2 separate regions of the Homo sapiens genome follow, and region 2 is linked to region 1. Evidence: chromatin loops called from intact Hi-C (ENCODE). Cell type or tissue: Caco-2. All regions are shown on one strand. Each heading gives the region's core, and the rest is flanking DNA. Links, peaks and the distances in the headings are about the cores only.

Region 1 (9,785 bases), core at 616-8,615:
TTCACACCATTGGAAAAATCTGCAATTGGAAAACTGTCACATGATTTCCCTGGGCATTTGCTTAGGAAGATGAAAGAGGTATCAGTGTATTTCCATCTGGTTCCATTCATTGCACAAAATCATTTGAAAGTTTTAAAAGGAAACAATAAAGAGCCTGAAAATCTAATCAAACTAGGTATCCAGTAGCCAATAGGTGACAGCAATTGGGCAGATTTTGCAACTTACTAAGATGAGACTCTGAGATGGCTCCTGACCAAGGCATGGGGATACCATTCATTGTCAAAGCCTGTAATTCTTTCAGCCTTTCATGGTCTTGTTGGTGGAATTTCTTTTTGTTTTTTTGCAAAATGTGGCTCTTTCAAATTTATTAACAGTTGATTATTGATGCCACTCTTCGAATCTTTTCCTAATACTTCATAGACAACATACTTTCTGAGATCCCAAGGGTGCTATTATGTTTTGAAGTGTTCCATATCCAAACTTCAACCAAGGAAAAACTTGATGACAGATTTCAAGAACTCTTGAATCATTTCAATGCATCAAATATCAAAGAAAAATAAAGAAATGTAAGGTCAAACATTCTAGGGTCACAGTACCATATCCAATAACTATCTGGGTGACTGTAAGCACACTACTTAACCTCTCTGAGCTTTAGCTTCCTCATCTGTAAAATAGGAATCCTACTTTACTCACAGAACCATTACAAGGATTGAATAAGACACAATATATGTGAAAGCAAATAGCACAGTGCCCAGCAGTAAAGTTTTAGTAAATAGGGTTGCCATGTGTCTGGTTTTAAACCAGACAGTCCGGTATTTGAGTTTTCTTTCTGAGAAACAGATAGAGAAAAGACCAGACATATAAATGTAAATGTGAGTAAGTGTTATCGTTACTGTCATGGAATGTCTTGTGCATGAGTATTAGAGCTTTCTCTCACTAGGACAATTTGTCCCAAGGAATGAGAGGGAACACGCGTCACTGAAACTTGCTTCTGGTACCATGAGGCAGAAGAAAGCTCAGCATGCACTTTGCTGGGTACTAGGTTCCACCATTGCTGTTGGCCAGGTGCATGGGATGGGCACTGCAGTGGTGCTCAGTGTACCATTCGTGACAGTGTGGTCCTTGCCCAGCTCTCATTTTCCTCTATCTCCTTGTTCTTCTTTTTGGTAGGGGATATTTGGCCGTTTTATACTGAAGGGCAGACTACTTAAGAATGAAGAATATTGAATTTTTCATTAAATTTCCAAATTGTTTAAGACAAAAACCATTTTTTTCCAGTAAGAAATTACATTTTAACCAAAATTACACTTGCCAGTTCTTGTCATTAAATCGTCAGTGTTCTGGGCAGGTCAGCACAGTATCTCCTCTGCCCGACTTTTCTTAAGTTTGAATTTATTCTGCCTGAAGGTCCCCGTTCAGGAAAGCCCAAATGGCCTATTGTTACCTGGAGTGGCACCCCTCCAGGAGCTCAAAGTGTGGTCATAACCTCAAAACCCACTAGAGACTGAAGTCCAATTTACTTTGCTTATCTGAGTGATACTTGCTCAATTAGTATTCTATTTCACTTCCACCAAAGAGAGACAAGAATCATTTAGCCTATTCATTGCCAATTGGAAACATTGTCCCACACTGTTGGATTCAACAGCCTAAATTTGCTTTCTAGAATGTCAAACGTGTTTCTTTCTAATCTAATTGTAGCAGACTTCAGTTTCTCTCCAAAGGCATTTCACCTAAGAGTGTTGGGTCCTTGATTATCCTCAAGATTTCAGACACACCAAACGGTCCCTCCTCGCGAAGAATAGCCTATAGATCACACCATGCCCCACTTGAAAATTTTTAAACACTTCTCAGGAATAAAGATTTTCAAAGAATGTGGGGTTATCCCTTTACGGTTTGTTCTGAAAGCAATCTGGGGAGAAAATCTCCTTTCTCAGGAAAAGCCAGTTCCTTGAGTTGTTGCCTACAAATGTAGCCATAACATCTCTGACCAGCTGTCTAAGCTCAAGCTTAGAAAAGTTGAATGTGGTTCCCAGATTCTGTGGCACCCCTGTCCACTGGAAGTTTTGAATGTCCCAGGATTTGACTGACTCACTTCTTTAGAGTAATTAGGTTGAGCAGTTAATTGCACAGATGGCTTGTTGCTTCATTCCTTTAACTTGGATGAAGGGGATTCCCAAAAGGGCAAGCATCTGAATCATTCAATGGTTATACAAACTATCCTAATTCAGTTATCTTTTCAAAAAGGAAATTTTATGAAGCATTTGTTATTTTAGAATCTGACATCATGCTGTCCTTGGTTCCCCCACAGAAGTAAAGGAAGAATAGGGTGGAGACTAAAGAAAGCTAGAAGCTACATTTGGTGGCCTAAATTATATTCTTTTTCATTCTAGTAAAATCTGATCCATATTTTCTTTTAAAAGTAATACTAACTCATTATAGAAAAAATTTTAAAATACAGATACAATTTTTAAAAAGGGACAATCACCACTGAGTTAATCAAAATTAAGCAGAGTTTTTAAAAAAACTTCAGGACTTCTGAGATCCTTGGGTGTTCTTGACAAGAACATTTGTGTGTTTCATCAAGAATGCCTGTTCTACCCATTACCTATTCATAGTCCCTGGAAACACAGTTTGGAAAATACTATCCTAGGGAGTAGTCATAGTTTAAGATATAATTTACACTAGCTAGCAATTAATTTTTGTAAATATTTTCTCGGTAATTATTTTGCCAGTGGGGTAGAGCTTGAGGAGATAGAAAGTTACAATTCACTCCACTGAGCAAAGAGCCCATCAAAATCCAGAAATAAGATGAAGACAGTTGTGGGTTGGCTCCAGGATGATAAACATTACTTGCTTCATAACTGGCCCCAGCACACAGTATCTTTGTAAATATATGTCTCATGTTGTGATGGTTAATTTTATGTGTTAACTTGACTGGGCCAAAGGATGCCCAGATAGCTGGTTAAACTTATTTCTGGGTATGCCTGGAAGGGTGTTTCTGGAAGAGATCAGATTGAATTGGTAGACTGAGGAAAGCAAATTGCCCTCCCCATTGTAGTCATGACTCATCCAATCTGTTGAGTGAGTGAATAGAACAAAAAGGCAGAGGAAAGTTAAATTTGCTTTCTGACTCCTTGAGCTGAATGTCAATCTTCTGCCTTCAGCACTCCTGGTCCTCAGGCTCTGAGACTGAGACTGGAATCTACACCAGTCTCCAGCTCTCCAGCTCTCAGGACTTCAAAAGACACCTTCAGACTTCCTGGGTCTCCAGCTTACAGATCGTGGGACTTCTCAGCCTCCATAATTGCATAAGACATGGGCCAAAAATATATTATCTATGTATTTACATAGATAAATATCTATCTTCTTTGGCTCTGTTTCTCTGGAGAATCCCGACTAACACACTTGTACAAAATGCTGCATCCCTCTGTTGTATGCTGCTCTCCCTGGTTTGTGTAACCTTTATCCTTTTACTTATAAAGCCCATTTAGAAAAAAAGTCCACTAACCTCTGCATATCTGACACTTTATTGGAATTTACATGTGAAATGCTAATAGCCCCAATGGTCAGTTCAGGATTCCCATTTCAATCCCATCTTCCTAAGGCATCTCTTGGTGGAGAGTGACTTTCTCACTGCTTATTACAAAATAGATACCTTTGCTTGTTTTCTTTTCTATTTCCCAAGACATCAGAAAGCCTTAAGGAATAGAAGTCCCATGGTCTTCGTTTTACTGATTCTTCTCTCCTACATTTTCTCTGACTTCTTAACTTTAAAGAGATTCCTTAAGCTTGGTGTCTTTGCCCTAACATGCGGGCCACATTACTTGAGGCCTTGCTCTAAGAGGCAGAATATATCAATAGCATGAGCTCACATCTGTAATGTCACCTCCATGTGCCTGGCACTGTGCTAAGCACTTCACATAGATTATCTCATTCAGTCCTCACGAAACCAAACCAAAACAGAACAAACAAAACGTTTGTAATTCCCTTTCTACAGGTGAGGAAGCCTGGGCTTGGCAGCTTTTCTAGAATTTCACAGTGGCAGAACAGGATTTGAATTCAGAGCTGTCTAACTCCCAAACCCATATTATTAACTGCTGCCCTTATAGTCAGTTTAAGGCAGTAGTTTTCAAAGTTTGGCTCCTGAAACAGCACCATCAGCATCACCTGGGACCTTGTTACAAATGCAGATTCTCAGGTACCACCGTAGACCTATGAAATCAGAAACTCTGAGCAGGGGGACCAGCAATTTGTGCTATAACAAGCCTTTCGGGTGATCTGATGTACGCTAATATTTTAAAAACCACTGCTCTGAAAACCTAGCAGGAGGGCTTTAGGTCAATGGTGAGAGATAATTTTTTGGCAGCATTGTTAACACTGGTGTAGGCCACCTCAAAAAGCTCCACTCAGACTTCTTTTGCTGGGGTCTTGAACATGTTTGAGCCTGATGAGTGCGGAGGGGCCAGTATCTCCCGCTACTCCCAACCTTATGGACCCTTCTCTCAAGTACACAGCACCACGCTGCTGAATCTGAGTGGCAGCCCAACTCTCTCAACGACACCAGAAAAAAATCTGACCTTAAAATTAAGCCTAACAAAAAACAGGATTCTGATTCCTTGTATAGGTGCTGGAAAAATAATCAGCGGCAACAGGGGGGAACATCATCATTGCTTTCTCCCTTCCTACTCACCCAGTGCAGTGGCATGCCATATATTAGCAGGCACTTTACATCAGACTAATTCAAATCCCCCTGTCAGACAAATCCCACCTATGAGCACTGCTGTCTACACCACATAACACCACATAGATCAAGAGCGGGAAGAGGCCAAAGTCATGAACGCCATAGCTTTCCATAAAACTTAATTAATGACAGAAGCATATTGCTGGGAATGGCAACACGATCATTATTTACGGTTCAGGAAACCCCAAATGTAGGCACTTCCCTTTTCCTTTTCCCCAGCCCCAGGTCTACCCATGAGAAGTTTACTTCATTCATTTCAGTAACTTTGTGAATCATTTGCCAAGTCAGCGAGAACATGTAGCATGGTATACATAAACATTAATATGACAGCTGAACATCCAACACATGTCCCAGGAGAAATGGACCACCCATTGGATGCTGCCCTGTTCTTTTCTGTCCCTGTATCTGAACACTTTTCACACTTCACATTTCTACGGTCGTTAACAGTTCTAACCTGGCACCCCCAAGAACACAATTTCCCCAAGGAACCTTACTGCTAAAAGCTTCAAAAAAAAAAAAAAAAAAAAAACCCTTTCCACCTTCCCAGCCACACCACCGCACACAGGCATGGGCCAGCGACCAGAGAAACAACTCAGCACTGACACGTAGTTATCACTTTGGGAGGCTGTGTAGCAGAGTGGGGGAAAGTGGACATCTGGCTTCGAATTCAGGTGAGATGTTCTTAGTGTCCTCATCCATAAAATGAATCCAATAATAACACTCAGCTTCAAGAGTTGTTGTGGGGTTTGAACCAACATGACGTGTGCAGTGCAGCACCTAGTGTTGAGTAAGGGCTAAGTAAACATTAATGGTATGCTGGCTCCTGCTTTTGTCTTCTTTACTGAGAACGCCAGGTGCCCCCACCCGGCTGGAGTCAAGCCCAGGCTAGTATTTTACCAGACACCCTATTCTATTACCCAGGCAGATTTTAGGAGACGGCCTGAAGGTGAATGTCAATTTTTACCTGTGTGAGTATGTCCATTTTTTCTCTGAAGACAAAGTCTAGGGCTTTCAGCTTATTCTCCAAGGCACTCATGACCACCCCAGCATCTCAGGGAGAGAAAGAAAACTGTACTCTTGGAAAGCACAGAAAGTAAGAACATACATTTATGTTTGAGAAAACAGTTCCATATGTTGGAAAGAGCATTACACCATGAGTCATAAAACTCAACTTTTAGTCTTGCCTCAACCATAAAAGGACTATGACAAATGCCTTATCAGAGCTCAGCTTCCATTTATTTGTTTGAAGAGGACATCATAATAACTCCTTCCCTTGCCTCTTACAGTTGTGGGGATTGTACTAGGTAATGGATGTGAAAGCACCTTTTAAAGCAGAAAACACCACACCAATACATACATGATAATGTAAGGTTCAGATGCTTCATCAGGTGAACTGTTTGCAGCTGGCCTGTGTAGTACAAAAAATTATGAGAAAATAAAGCTTAAGTTATACTTTTCTTCTTGCTCTACTTATGTAAAATAACATCATTATCTCTGAAATAATTTATTAAAAATAAGCAAGCAGAAATTCTTTGTGAAAGGAGAGAATTCTATAAATATTGTTTGATTTGACCCAATCTACTATAATCCTTAGAGGTACCTGGCTTCCCCCAAAGGTTTGCTTTAATTGCATGTCACTGCTAACTTCCTTGTAAAGAGACAGGCCTCTGCCATTCCTTCTAATTATCCAAATCACTGGCCACTGTGTGTGGCCTTACCTAAGGCTTTTAACCAGAAGTAATGTCACTAAATTAAAGCAGGTGGGAGGTGTCCCTATTGCAATGACTGTAATAAATGCTACATGACATTCCTTTAAGACCATTTGGAAATATTCTTTGCAGAGATACACCAATTCCAACATAATTCATCAGTTAAAAACATTAATAACCACAAGCCTACATGTAAACTGCCTCTCACTAGAGGAAACATATTCCATCTATAAAGAACATAACTTTGGCAACCTCACTTCAGGCCTAGGCTGTCCTGAAAAAGAACATTACATAGTCAGTACAATTATGTGGCTATTTCTGTTGCTTCCCCAAACCCAGAAGCAATGGCATTAACTGATATTGGCATTCATAATGTACTAATAACAAACAACATTCATTAACGTATTCCTACATGCAAATGTCACGTACACCTCTTTATATACATTTTATAATTTCATATGCACAATCCTGTGTGTACAGTTATTGTGCCCCATCTACAGCTGTGACAACCGAGGCCTTGAGAGGTTAAGTTACTTCTGCCTGAAGTGCCAGAGAAGCACTAAGGAGAAATAGAGCATATGTGGAACCGACCAGGAGACTGCACAGAGGAGGCTGAGACAAATTGCTCTAAATTATCATGATCTATGTGACAGTTGTATAAACATCAAGAATGTGCAACATACAGTTTTAACATCTGGAGCTACATGGTAAAAATGCTGAAATAATAACATTTCTTATTAATAACAAGCATTTCTTCAGTGCTTCTACAATTTTACATTTGTAAGTTGGAAATAGGAGGTTGTCATGTTTTTTAGATTCTTAAATATTTCAGCTCAATTTTAAACGAAAATATTTAAGAGGAATAACACAAGATGCTTGAATTTTCATAATTCTTCATTCTTAAGTTGTAACATGGATGTTTTTGGCTTGTGAAAATTCATCAGAGTGTATACTTATGGTCTAGACACTTTCCTGTGTGTATGCTATACTTTAACAAAGTTTCAAAACTGTATCTATATACCTATATACTCATGTTTCATCACTATTTTCTATACTTTCCAAGAAGTGAACATCAGGCTGTTGCTATACCTTTTAATTTTCTCCACAATAATTTTCCTTTACAATGAAAATCTCTGGAACAGCATCTTGGTAAATCTCTAGGTAAATTTTTGTTGACATCAGAAAACTTATAACCCACACATCAAGCCTGAATTCCTGATCCAGAGACTCAAACAGCTCTCTGTGTGGTAGCTCTTGCTTAGAAGGTCAAAAAGCAGTTTGTTACAAATAAAAAGCAGAGATCAAAAGGGGCTGCTACTCTTTTTCTGTGGACCCTGTTTTTCAGGACAAGCACTGTGCTAGCCAACAGGAGAATGGGGTAGGGAGGAAGCTTGTTTTGCTGAGATGAGGGCAGTTGCCTGGCAAAACCTTGTCCTTCCTGCCCACCTAAACGAGATTTGAATAGAAACACTTCCTAGGATAGGCACTGCTCCCCGCCCTCAGTCCTGTAACAGGGTGTGTCTAACCTTTTATTCCTCTTCCCTCATCACCAGTTGGAGTAACCATCAGGCACCTGGGAATAGAGTGATAATAACAGAGTGACTTTATTAAAATCATTTAAAAATGATTTTTTAAATAGCTAAACTAAAGCCTTTGTTTCTGTATTTCATCCACAAACTTGCTCAATTCTAACCAGCGGTGTAATCTAATTCACATTTATTTTTATCAATAGTATCTACAGTAGAAAATTATCTATCAAAGGTCAGGGCTTAAGTAAATGTAGCTCTGTGGACGGTGTATTAGGAGATGGCTCAGCTACTGAAACAAAGACTCACCAGCCACCCTGCCCAATACAAACAACCAAAGCAACACAGTGCTCCAAACAAGAGAGAAATTTCTCTTTTACATAAAAGTCTGAATGCAAGCAGCCCAGGGCTGGTTCCACAGCTCTACATCGTTAGGAACCCAGGGATTGTTAAATCTTGCTCTGCCATCCTCAACACGTGCCACCCTTAACCAGTGCCATCTGTCTCACAGTCTGAGTTGGCTGCTCCAGATCTCACCATCTCAACCAATTCCATCCAGAGATGGCAGGAAAATGGAAAATGGAGGATATGCCTCTTTCTCTTAAGGGAATAATCCATAAGTGGAACACTACACATTTCCCATTGGCCAGAACTTCCACAGATGGACACAACTAGCTTAAAGGGAGGCTGGAAAATGTGATTATTAGCTGGACAGCCACATGCTCTGCTAAACTTTGAAATACTAAAGAAAGAAGGAGAGACCGGACGTTGGGAAACAACAAGTGAAACATGCATTCATTCATTCATCCATGTAATTATTCATTTATCCATAAACACTGGATGCCAGGCACTGTTCTGGTGTTAGGGATATACAAATAAAGCACCATCCTCTATCTCCTACCTCAAGGGGTTTACAGTCTTTGAGGAAACATACATAGGAACAAACTGATAATAATTTTAAAAATTGGTACAAAAATAAAACAAAACAAATGGCTCTACCAGAATTATGCACAAAGTACAAAACTGCCTGGGAGAACCAAGAAAGCTCAGAGAGGAGGCAGCCTTTGTGCTGATATTTGAAGGATAAAAATACCTACAACAATATTATAGCATTTCTTTAGCAATTACTCTGTACCAGACACAGTACTAAATCCTTTATATATATATTAATATTTTATCCCTACAAAAACCCTACATGACAAGAAAATTATTATCATCCCCACGTTGCTGATGAGAAAACTGAGGCATTGTAAGTAGCAGAAGAGGGATTTGAATGTGAACTGACTCCAGAACCTGAGCCTGCACTACCTTTCATGAGTAAAGAAGGAATTCACCTTCATCACCTAAATCTTCTAATGCCTTTTTGCCATGTAAAGGAAAGGAACCATAGCACAAGAGGGGAAAATGAAAGATTAGAGGGTCCCAGAAGCCTGCCTAAGACACAACGAGATGAAACTCAAACTGCAATGCAAGTGTCTGTCTTTCACTTCTCTCCCTGAGAGGGGCTGGTTCTCAATGCACAGTCCAGGGAAACACTGGAAGATCCCAAGGGTCTGTGAAATGTTCTCCAGAATATTATGACTTACAAATTATATGGCCATGTTTGTACCTTTATTCCAAAACCATATTTATTTGTATTAACTAGAACTCAGACATCCACTCCTTTGAGAATATAATCCATTCACTTAATTCTGGGGCAATAAATTTTTGTGTTGCCATGAGGGGAAGCAATTTTCCAATATAGAAACAGTCCACAACCTAAAAAAGAGTTTGACCTTCAATGAAATAAATGATGCATTTGGAGAAGCT
Region 2 (9,785 bases), core at 824-8,823, 260 kb before region 1:
CAGGAAAAAGTGCCTGCTATTTGGCATGGATGGCAGAACAAAGCATGAAGGTCTTTGGATACATTATGTCATTGGCTGAGAGGGAGTAGGAACCGTTTCCTGCCCCTGGTTGCTGTAATTTTAAAATGTCTCCTTGGTACCCCTCTATCCAGCAACACACCTCTGCAGTATTAGATCCTCCTCTGGCTGCCATTCAAGTAGGGGAGGAGCCCTGAAGGCATCAAACCTTTGGGAAAGAAGGGAGATAAGAGGAAAGCCCAAGGAGAGAGGAGAATCCGTTGTTTCTGGACTTAGCTACCCTGCTCAGGAGCATGTAAGCTGCTCGATCTGGATGAATAAGAGCTTTTAGAGTTCATAATAAATGGATTGTGAATCTTTATTCCTTTCCTGTAATAACATGAGTTGCCTTAATTGGTCTTAAAACAGATAATTCAGTTTAGTCTGGCATCTCAATCCTGGCACTATGTGACACAGTACAGAAGGAAGTCACCTTTCCTCTCCCAAACTCCAACCTTTTCATGAAAGAAAAATTGCAGTAGTTCCCAGCCCCTCCCATGAGACTGAACTGCCCCCAGCCAGGAGGGTTAATGATTTTCTGAAAGGAAATTTGGTTAGAGAGTGGCAATATTTCATGGTCTTATCATGTTATACCCATTCTGTGTGGGAGCAAAGTCAAAAGGACTTCGCCTGTGTGTCTTATGGCTGTGTGGTGTAGGTTAAGTTTGGGGAATGATGAACATGAAGAAATGGATTTATGTACTTGTGGCCTGGTTTTGGGGGGCCGTGTGAAAAATGCTGTCCTTGGTTGTTTTTGTAATGGCGCTTCTCTTTGACTCAGCTTTACTTTGTGCCAATAAGAATAGCCTGGAAAGATAATTAACGACTTTGTGTTTAAGACATTTCCTTTCAAAATGACGGGGTATACCAACAGTTATGGCACTGAAATCATTAAAATCATGCAAATGCTTAAAGTGTGTAGGCCTGGGAGATTATAGTTTCATTAGAGAAAAGGCTATAAAGTTAGACCTAGGTAATTACCTTTCCCATTAATGCTAGAAAATTCTGTGCTCCACTGAGAAGTGATCGTGGTGCATCGTGCCTTCTGTGCTTTCACATTCAAACTGCAGGAGCCTTTATTTCATCAGCACAAACTGCAAGGTAGCAGCAGCAGCTTTCCAGGTGTACTTTGCAAATTGGGGTTTAAATGTGGAACACATCAAATTAAAATTCAATATTAATTATTTTGTCTTGCTAGGAGTCTGAGTGGTTTAAAGCAGCAAGGGTAATTGTCTAATTCATTGTGTGTGTCTACGGTGAACTTAATCATTATGTCAGCTTCCTAATAAAAGGTTATTAAAGAAACAAAGATCCCAATTTTACATATGGTAGGCAAGGGAGGATTCGAAGAGCCAGTCTCTAAGGTAGACTTGAGGATCTTGACAAATGATGCCCATGCTGTGATCAGATACTTAACAAGAAATCTCGTTATTAACTAGGCCTGTACAGATAATTAGCACTTGAGCTTCAAATTTTAAATCTGGCTTGAGATGTATAATTTATCAAAAGCCTTAGCTTGCTGTCAAAGTCTGATAATAAGGTAGTGTTATTGATGAATTGAGATGAAGAGCAGATTGAAGAGAAAATTAGGCCACTGGTTAGCCTGAAAGGTCTGATTTCAATATTTACAGTACTAATTTGGTATTATTTTGGTAAATGGATGTGGTCCCCAAGTGCTGCATGGTATAAAAGAGTAAACTATGCATCATTATTCTAACAGGAAAAGTATTGTTTACTGTGTACTGGATTTTGCAGCACTAGCAGTCTGGTTAATAGGCTACTTTATAAGATGAGTGTACCTGTTTTTTATCGCATGCATATATTGTAACCCATTCAGCACCTAGAGCTTTTAGTGAAAATTAGAAAATGTAGCTTCTTTACATTAAAAATGATATTACATTAGACTAATTGCTACAGAGCCTGTCTTCCCGATTTAACTCACTTCCATTTATCTCTTGGCATTGTCTTCCAAACATTCTTGCCACTGGAATTTAGATAACTACCATTTTATATATTCAAGCTACATAAAATGAGCAATCTTTTTTTAATGATCTCTGGTTGCTTTTCATTGCAAGCGATCTTGGGGGCAGGGGAAGGAATGAGATGTACAATAAACCGTCTATCTCTAGTATCTCTCAGCTTTGAAGCACATTCTGAGTACACTTATGTGACCCTTGGCAAGTTAAATCTTTTTGATGCATGTAATAAAATGTTGTTTGGGGCAATAGCTGATTTCCAAAATTATATTAGGCATAACATAAGGCTGTGGCAAATTGTCTCCCTATTTTTCCTTGCTTGAGCTCACAAATGGGATTGGGAAAGCGTTGGAGTGTTTTATTGTATATCATATCAGGTATAAATAGACAGTACACTGCACCATAATGTATCTCTATGTAGCTCATAGCAATATCTGCCTGTGAAATAATAAAGCACAGGACTGTTGGTTTCCAGAAAATTGCTCGAAAATCCCTTGTCACGTGTTATTGGCAGCAGCTTCTCCTCTCCAGTCTCCAGCTGTCCAGTGGGGTGTGCCAACTCACAGCAGGACCTGAGGACTGTTTGCATTGAACGGTGGCACAGAGCTTTATGGTGATGTTCCTTGTATATTGTGCACTTGCAGACAAGTAGGCTTTCGGAGACTCAGCAGGAGCATTCTAGTGTTTATGCTGAGGTGGTTAGCTAGTGGGCAAATTGCTATTATTCAGAAACGTGTGGCAGAGGAAAATGTATTGCATTATGTTTTCTATCAATATTATCTTAATGCTGACCAATAACAGGCCTCCGTTCAAGCTGACCCTTCTTCCTGACTTTTCTCTTATGCGTAATTAGATTGAATGGAATTTAGTGGAGACGTTTTCTTGGGAGGAGAAAGAGGCTTTTTTTGCCCTATTGCAGCTGCGTCTCCCCAATCTACCCCCCACCTCTACTCAGCAATGCCTCCCCCTCGTTCCCCCGACAACTCCTGAGATAACATTAGTTTAGCATTCTACTTTCAGACTAAAAAGATTTGGTGTTTCAGCTGTTCCAATATATGTTGACTACTGACTAATGGATATTTATTCCACTTTATTGCTTTCTATAGGCAAAATTCAAACAAAAGGAATTGGATTTTGCTAATAGCACTGAGCGGCATTGGCATTTTTTGACAGTAGTAAGGATAATCATAATCCCACACATGGAGATGAGGCTTGTAGCCTTTCAAAGCACTTTTATATATATCATCTCCCTTGATTTTCATGTATAACACAGTCAGGGGAGGAATTATAATGCCCACTCGATAGATGAGGAGAAACAAAATAAAGAAAGAGGTTATAAAATCCACTTATGGCAGAGCTTGGATCATTTTGTTCTTTGAACTTTCTGACTTTTGCCCTTTGTTCTTTCCTCTGAACAAAGTGGTTTTATTCCTTATAATACTATTTCCTTTTATCATTAAAGTTTGCAGAAATACTGCCTGTACAGGGCACTCATCCTGCACCTCTCTGAGCTGGATAAAACAGTTGTCAAGAGCCAAGAGAGTGTGGTAGAAATGTTATTAAGTCTGTTATTTGTAGGATCATTATCTCGCTCCAAGTGTGCATTCCAGAAGTGTACTTTGTTGGGCATTGCTGGATGGCCCAGGAAGTTATCACAGAATGTAGCCTCGAGCACTCTGTATTTAAAAATCATCATTCAGTTATTAACTCTAGCAGTAAAGACAGTGCATATGTTCCAAGAAAACTACCTTTAAAAAAAACCCTCCAGGGAAGGTGGTGACAGAGGCAACGATGCTGGGATTAGAATTTAGGGGTTTCCCTTCTCTGATGTCTACATCACTAGGCCCTGTAGCTTTCTGACCTTTTTAAAATTCCATCCTCTCACCCCCACCCCAGTCACACACTCAGAACTCTACACCAAAAATGCACTGCTTCTGTGCTGGTTCTATTAGGCCACATTCACTTGGGACCTTTAGAGAGAAGGAGATGAATGTGTTTCCTAAAGGGAGAGCTCAGATCTCACAGGACCACAGTCCACATTCTTTTCCCAATCATCTCCCCTCTCAGTCTTCAGCCTGAGGGATTAAGTCTGAGCTTTGCAGTTAGAAGCAGTTGCATGTAGCAGAATAAAAATATTTTCTCCATTTCAAATAAGATTAGGAAGTCAACACAAATAAATTACACATGCATGTAGGATAGGCTGGTATGGGCAGCAAAGAAATAAATGATCATCAAATAATCATAGTGTGTGAACAGGACTTTGTATTTTATGTTGAGCTCACTGGTATCAGATTTTTATGCTCTACACTCAGGACCTCTCCTATGCTTGGAGCTTCAGCTAAAGTCAAGGCAAAGATTGCATTTTGAGGAGGAGATTGTGTGTGTGTGTGTGTGTGTGTGTGTGTTTGTGTGTGTATCGGGGAGAAAGTAGGAGGAAGGCAGAAGAAATAGCAATTTAGTTTGAAAGAAATGGAGAAGAAAACAAGTATAAAAATATTACCAAAACCAGTAACAAAGGTGATCAAGAACTGACTGTGTCTGTAATTATTTTCTAGGTTTTTTTCCATTAGCATTATTTTTGTCTAATGTTATTAAATTATTTTTATATTATATGAATATGCCAATTAAGGGATATGGACATTTCAAGACTAGGCACAAAGGCATTTTTCATCTGGTAAGTGATGAGTTTTGCTTCTTTAGAACGTGTGGCCAGGGTAGAAATTCTTAGTGTTTTTAAAGCAACTATTTGAAATAGCTCATTCACGCGGCCATTAGTCTTTTCAAAATTTATTTTTAAGGTAGCTGTGGAAAATAAAGAGGAAAAACACTGGGCAACATTCAAAATAACATTCTCAGACAATCCTACCACCTGAAATGAATGATTTATGGTACATTTGGCATTCTCTACTACCTTTTACATTATACTTACAATATAAACTGTAGCTCTTTCATCTTTTAAGCTGTCAGACTAATTTCAATATGCACATTGAAAAATGTGCTGAGGTGTTTAAGAGGTAGTCAATTCTTTATTATAAATTAATTTTTCCTTTATAATTTGAAATCAGAATTTTAAACATTCAGAGGTTCTAAACCAGTAACTCTTAGTTTAAGCAAGGTACCTTTTAAGAGCCCTGAAAAACCTAGTTATGTGTTAAACTCTATCTTAGAAATCTTGAAAAGCATAGGATATTGTTTTTAAAAGTGGACATGTGGAGTATATGTTTTACTATCTAACGCTCAGAGTTTTGAACTGTGTGAATGCTTTGCCATATTTTGATCAATATGTATTTATATAACAGCAATGCTGCATGTATCCCTATTGTGTGTTGTCTACTGAAAATGAATGGCCCTAAAATTACAGGAGGTCACATACTTTTTTTTTTTGTCATTTGTGCTGCCTTCTTATTTGGTGATGTCATATACAAACACAAAGTACAGTAAATACACACACACATTTGCTTTCATAAACTGATTAATCAATGTGCAAAAATTGCTAAAGGCATCGCTTTCTGCTCTACTGGAACCCCAAGGAGCCCAGCAGACGCGGATCCAGTTCTGTTCGCTAGGATGTCGGGCTTCGAATTCACTGTCTGAGTCTCACCAATAGGGGTCTCCAGTGTACCACAGAACTATTTACACCACTCCATTATGATTATTTACAGTATGCTGTACATGAAGACAGAAGCAAAGGGGCAGAACAGATTTATATGGGCTGGGGCTGATACTGGATTTATTCAAGGAGTGAAAGGGTGACGTCACAAGTTACAAGTGATGAGGAGAAGCAAAGACACATCTAGGTTTGGTGTGAGAACACCCTTGACCTAATGGTGTGGACATGATCTGCCTGATCTGACTGTGCCCCAAAGAGAAAAAAGAATATCCAGGCAGCTACAGTGGTATTTCCTGATATTTAAATATGTGTCTTTGTTTGGATGAAACAGCTAGAGGAATGAATGATTTTTTTCTGTCCTCATTGGAATCTTTTGGGAATGGGCTGAAACTCTAAATATCAACCATGAAGCTGCTTCATGGTAGTTTTTATGAAGTTATTTATTTTTTGTGAGACTGTAGGTATTGAAACTGTCTCCCCCTGCCATCTCAGATAAAGAAGGTAAGAGCAATTACCCTCCAAAAAGAGAAATTACAATTGATCATAATTGAATATAAAGTTTAGGTCACATTTAGAAATACCAATACTGATTCACAATATATAAAGCATGTCATAACATTCTTTGTTTTTATGCATCATGGAATTCCTTTATGCCATCCATTCTAGAAAAAAATTACATTTTAAAAGCCTTGACTAACAGGACATTTCTGGAGTTTTAGGTAGATCTATTTGTGTAGAATAGGCAACAGATATTCAAAATGCCTTTCTCATCATTCATTTATTTATTCAACAAACATTTATTTAGGCCATGCTTCGTGAAGTCACTCAGTGCCTAAAGGAAAATAGCTCTCTTCAGAGAGTGCAGTCTAGTAAATGATAAATAAAAAAGAAATTCTAATAGAAAACAGATTGGGCTAAGAGTTAGCACTGAGGCAAAAACAAGGTACTGTGAAAGGAAGCCAATTAAACAACTAATTCTAAGAGAGGAGGTTGAATGTGGTCAGAAAAATGAGTTGGCTTTTGAGATGCGTTGTGAAGTTTAGGATTGTGATGAGCTATGCTGGAGAGAAGAGCATTCCATGTGTGAAGAGTTGGAGGCTGTTCATGGAATGAGAAGTTATGTACAGAAACTGTGGAAGCTTTGTAAGATGTGTTGGCTTGTTCTGCCTGAGAAAGGAGGATAGGGGAAGCTACAGAGGATGGAGACTGCGTTGGTGAAGGTGAGATAAATTTAGAGGTCAGGGTTGTGAGAGGATAGAAAGAAACCCAGGCAAATATAGAATATGTATTAATTTTTAGAAATCAAAGTCAGGAAGCTTAGGAGGATTGTCAAGATGACCCCACTGGGAGAGAGCCCATGGCTGTGTAAAGGCTTATTCAGTAAACTCCACATGACCAGCACCATTATGGTTGATTTTATTTTTCCGCATTTAGGTGTAGTTAATTTGCTCTTCTCAGGTTTAGAAACAGGACACTGATGGTAATCCATCTATGTCACCCTAACTAGCAGGATGACTTGGAGTTAGTCCCTTCTGTCTTCCCCAGATTAGTTTCTTATCCATAAGATGAGAGATTGTATTAAGCTTATAGCTGAGGTCTCCACCAGCTCTTAAGGATCTTGTGGATCAAAGTGAGGCTGAAGTCACATTTAGGCATATCCCATGGGACAAAGGAGTTCAGAAGAGGTGCATATTTTAAAAGGAAATACCACGATGGACACAAGAAATTCTATTTCATGGTTTATGTGAGACAGATAAAAGCTACCGAGCAACAAATTTGACTAAATGAATACCAAAAGGGCTGAAGGTCAGAAAACAATACTTGCAAGACATGAAAACAAGACTAAAGTATCAGAGATGAATACTGTGGAAGATTCTAAACTCCCAGGGAATAGTTGAGTAAATACAACGAAACTGCACGTGAGCAAAACTCTGATTTCATATACAACTTCCTATCAGCGAGGCTTTTGATTCAGTCAAAATTAAGTTGCTAACACAGGGAAACAAATGAGGGTAGAGTGATTAATTCTGACTTAAGGAATCACAGAAGGTTTCCAGGAAGGGATAACAGTTGATTCCTACCACTAATAATGAATTGTGATTTTATAGGTGGAGAGTGGAGGGAAGTGCACTTTGAGTTAAAGGGCCAGCATGATCCAAAGATAATCAGAACCATGGAGACCCCTTGGTACTGGCAAGTTACATTGAGAAGCAGAGGAAAGCTGCTTGGGTGGATAGATAACAAAGGAGAAGATTTTCCTAACTCAGTATTGGCTAGGCAAATAGATGCCAGCTATCCATCTGTAACATCTATGATATTCTTGGGCACTTAGATGATGAAAGACACCAGGACAGTGGGAGGAAATGACAAGCAGAATTTGAAATCTAATAACCTTTCAAGTTGTAAAAATGGCTAGTAAGAATTGGAACAATCTTTAATAGGGATATAATGTGTGTGAAGTGCATGGGAAAAGAAATCTCAAATGAAATTTAGAAAATGATTCACTATGCACATGAAACAGGAAATTATCTGACGTTATAAAGTTGAACACGAATCAATAATAAAATTATAACACTGTTCCAAGGGCCATATTCTGTGGCCCCAGAACCTACGGGTGAGAGAGGTTTGAAAGAAGACTCTTCAGCTACACCAGTCCCCAAATTCTTTAGCTTCAGATACAATATAGACACATCACTTGCCTATTTCCACTCTTTGGTAAACATTGTCATGGAAAAATACATACATAAAGCTAAGTTAGAAGTTTGTAATTTAATTTGTTTATGACAACATTGATTGTAAATACCACAGATGCTTGTAAAAAATTCAGTATAGGGCTTAGTTTGAGTTTGGGAGTGGGAAATGATGTTAAAAGAAAAAAAGAAAAAAGTACTATGTCTTTGATTTATCTATCATTTTATGCAAAGTAGAAAGATACAAATAAATGAAAGTATCAAAAATGATTAAAGGCACAGAAAATGGGTGCTCTGAAAGAATATACTCATTGTGATTACGTAACTCAGAAAATAACTGAAGGGTGTTTCAATAACACTGTATGGGAAAGTTTTTCAACAAAACTAATGGTCAATTTTTAAAATTCGATTTAACTGGAAACATCCTCAAATTGCAGACTGACCGATATTGAAGTTAGTTGAAAAGATGCAGCTTTTGTTAATAGAAATGATTGTTACATTTAGGAATTGGCCCAAGACAACACCTGGAAGTCAAACTGCCTCACTTTGAAATATTGGCTATTCTGCCTGGCAGCTATACACTTAACTTCTCTGTGTCTCTGTATTTTTATCAGTAAGAAGGAGATAAAAAACTACTTTTCATTTCAAAGGTTTTTGTGAGGATTAACTGTATTAATAAAATAAAAGGACAGAACAATTCTGGAATATAGTAAATGCTTAATAATGATTAACTCTTATTACTATGACTTGAACCTAATTGGTGCTCATTGAATATCTATTGATGGATTACCACAGCTACTTCTGCCAGCTTTTTATGTGTAAAAAAAAAATCTTTTTTTTTTTTTTTTTGGCATGGTTTAGTTAGATCCTTGCCTGAATTATATACTGCCTTGGTGTATAGTCTTTCTTTTTTAAACAGATGTGTAGTAGATATGCACAAAATACTTCTGGATGTTAAAAGGCAAAATTAAATAACAAAATATTTGACAACTCAGGGTGAAAATAGCCTCTGATTATTAATTGAAGGCACTGAAAGCATTTTGAGGGGCCGGTCTATACTTCTGATTGCCAAGCAAGCAGGGAGGTGACTGTCTCAAAGCTTCGGACGTTTTGAAGCTGGGGCCTGGCTCCGTAGTCTGTGACAATGCACAATGGTTGATGAGTTAGTTCTGGAGGCTTCTGAATTTTAATGATGCTGGAGATGATATTGTGTGTCCTTCAGCTTGTTAGAGTGACACCAGCACTCCATAAATCATAATACCTGTGTATTGTAAAATCAATAGCCAAGTGCTATCTCAGCGCTAACCCTTAATAAGTTTTTCACAGCTCTAACAGCTTAAACTTTGCCGTAATGCCATTGGACCTGTAGGTTAGGATCAGAGCATGCTTAATTTGTTTTGTAATAGAGACTTTTCACTAATGAAGGACCGATTAGTTAAGCTTTGGTTGCCA

What was found. Peaks named below come from ENCODE experiments on the same cell type or tissue, not always from the same donor. Only the 100,000 strongest peaks of a DNase experiment are listed, where the experiment ranks them.
Region 2: it touches region 1 in a loop (5-fold over the local background); 2 of 110 quality-filtered maps call a loop at or near these places.

What each region holds. Positions count from the first base shown.
Region 1 is chr2:175,625,491-175,635,275 of GRCh38, forward strand. LOC107985962 (a long non-coding RNA gene) reads right to left here. Exons shown (of 4, transcript XR_007087312.1): 4 at 1-8,023. Among named protein-coding and RNA genes, the nearest start is that of LNPK, 370 kb to the right of the region's middle. In Caco-2, for the core only: no CTCF peak of the experiment used is centred there; a DNase peak (open chromatin) is centred at 5,551.
Region 2 is chr2:175,361,303-175,371,087 of GRCh38, forward strand. No RefSeq gene overlaps it. Among named protein-coding and RNA genes, the nearest start is that of ATP5MC3, 180 kb to the left of the region's middle. In Caco-2, for the core only: a CTCF peak has its summit at 5,642; a DNase peak (open chromatin) is centred at 5,616.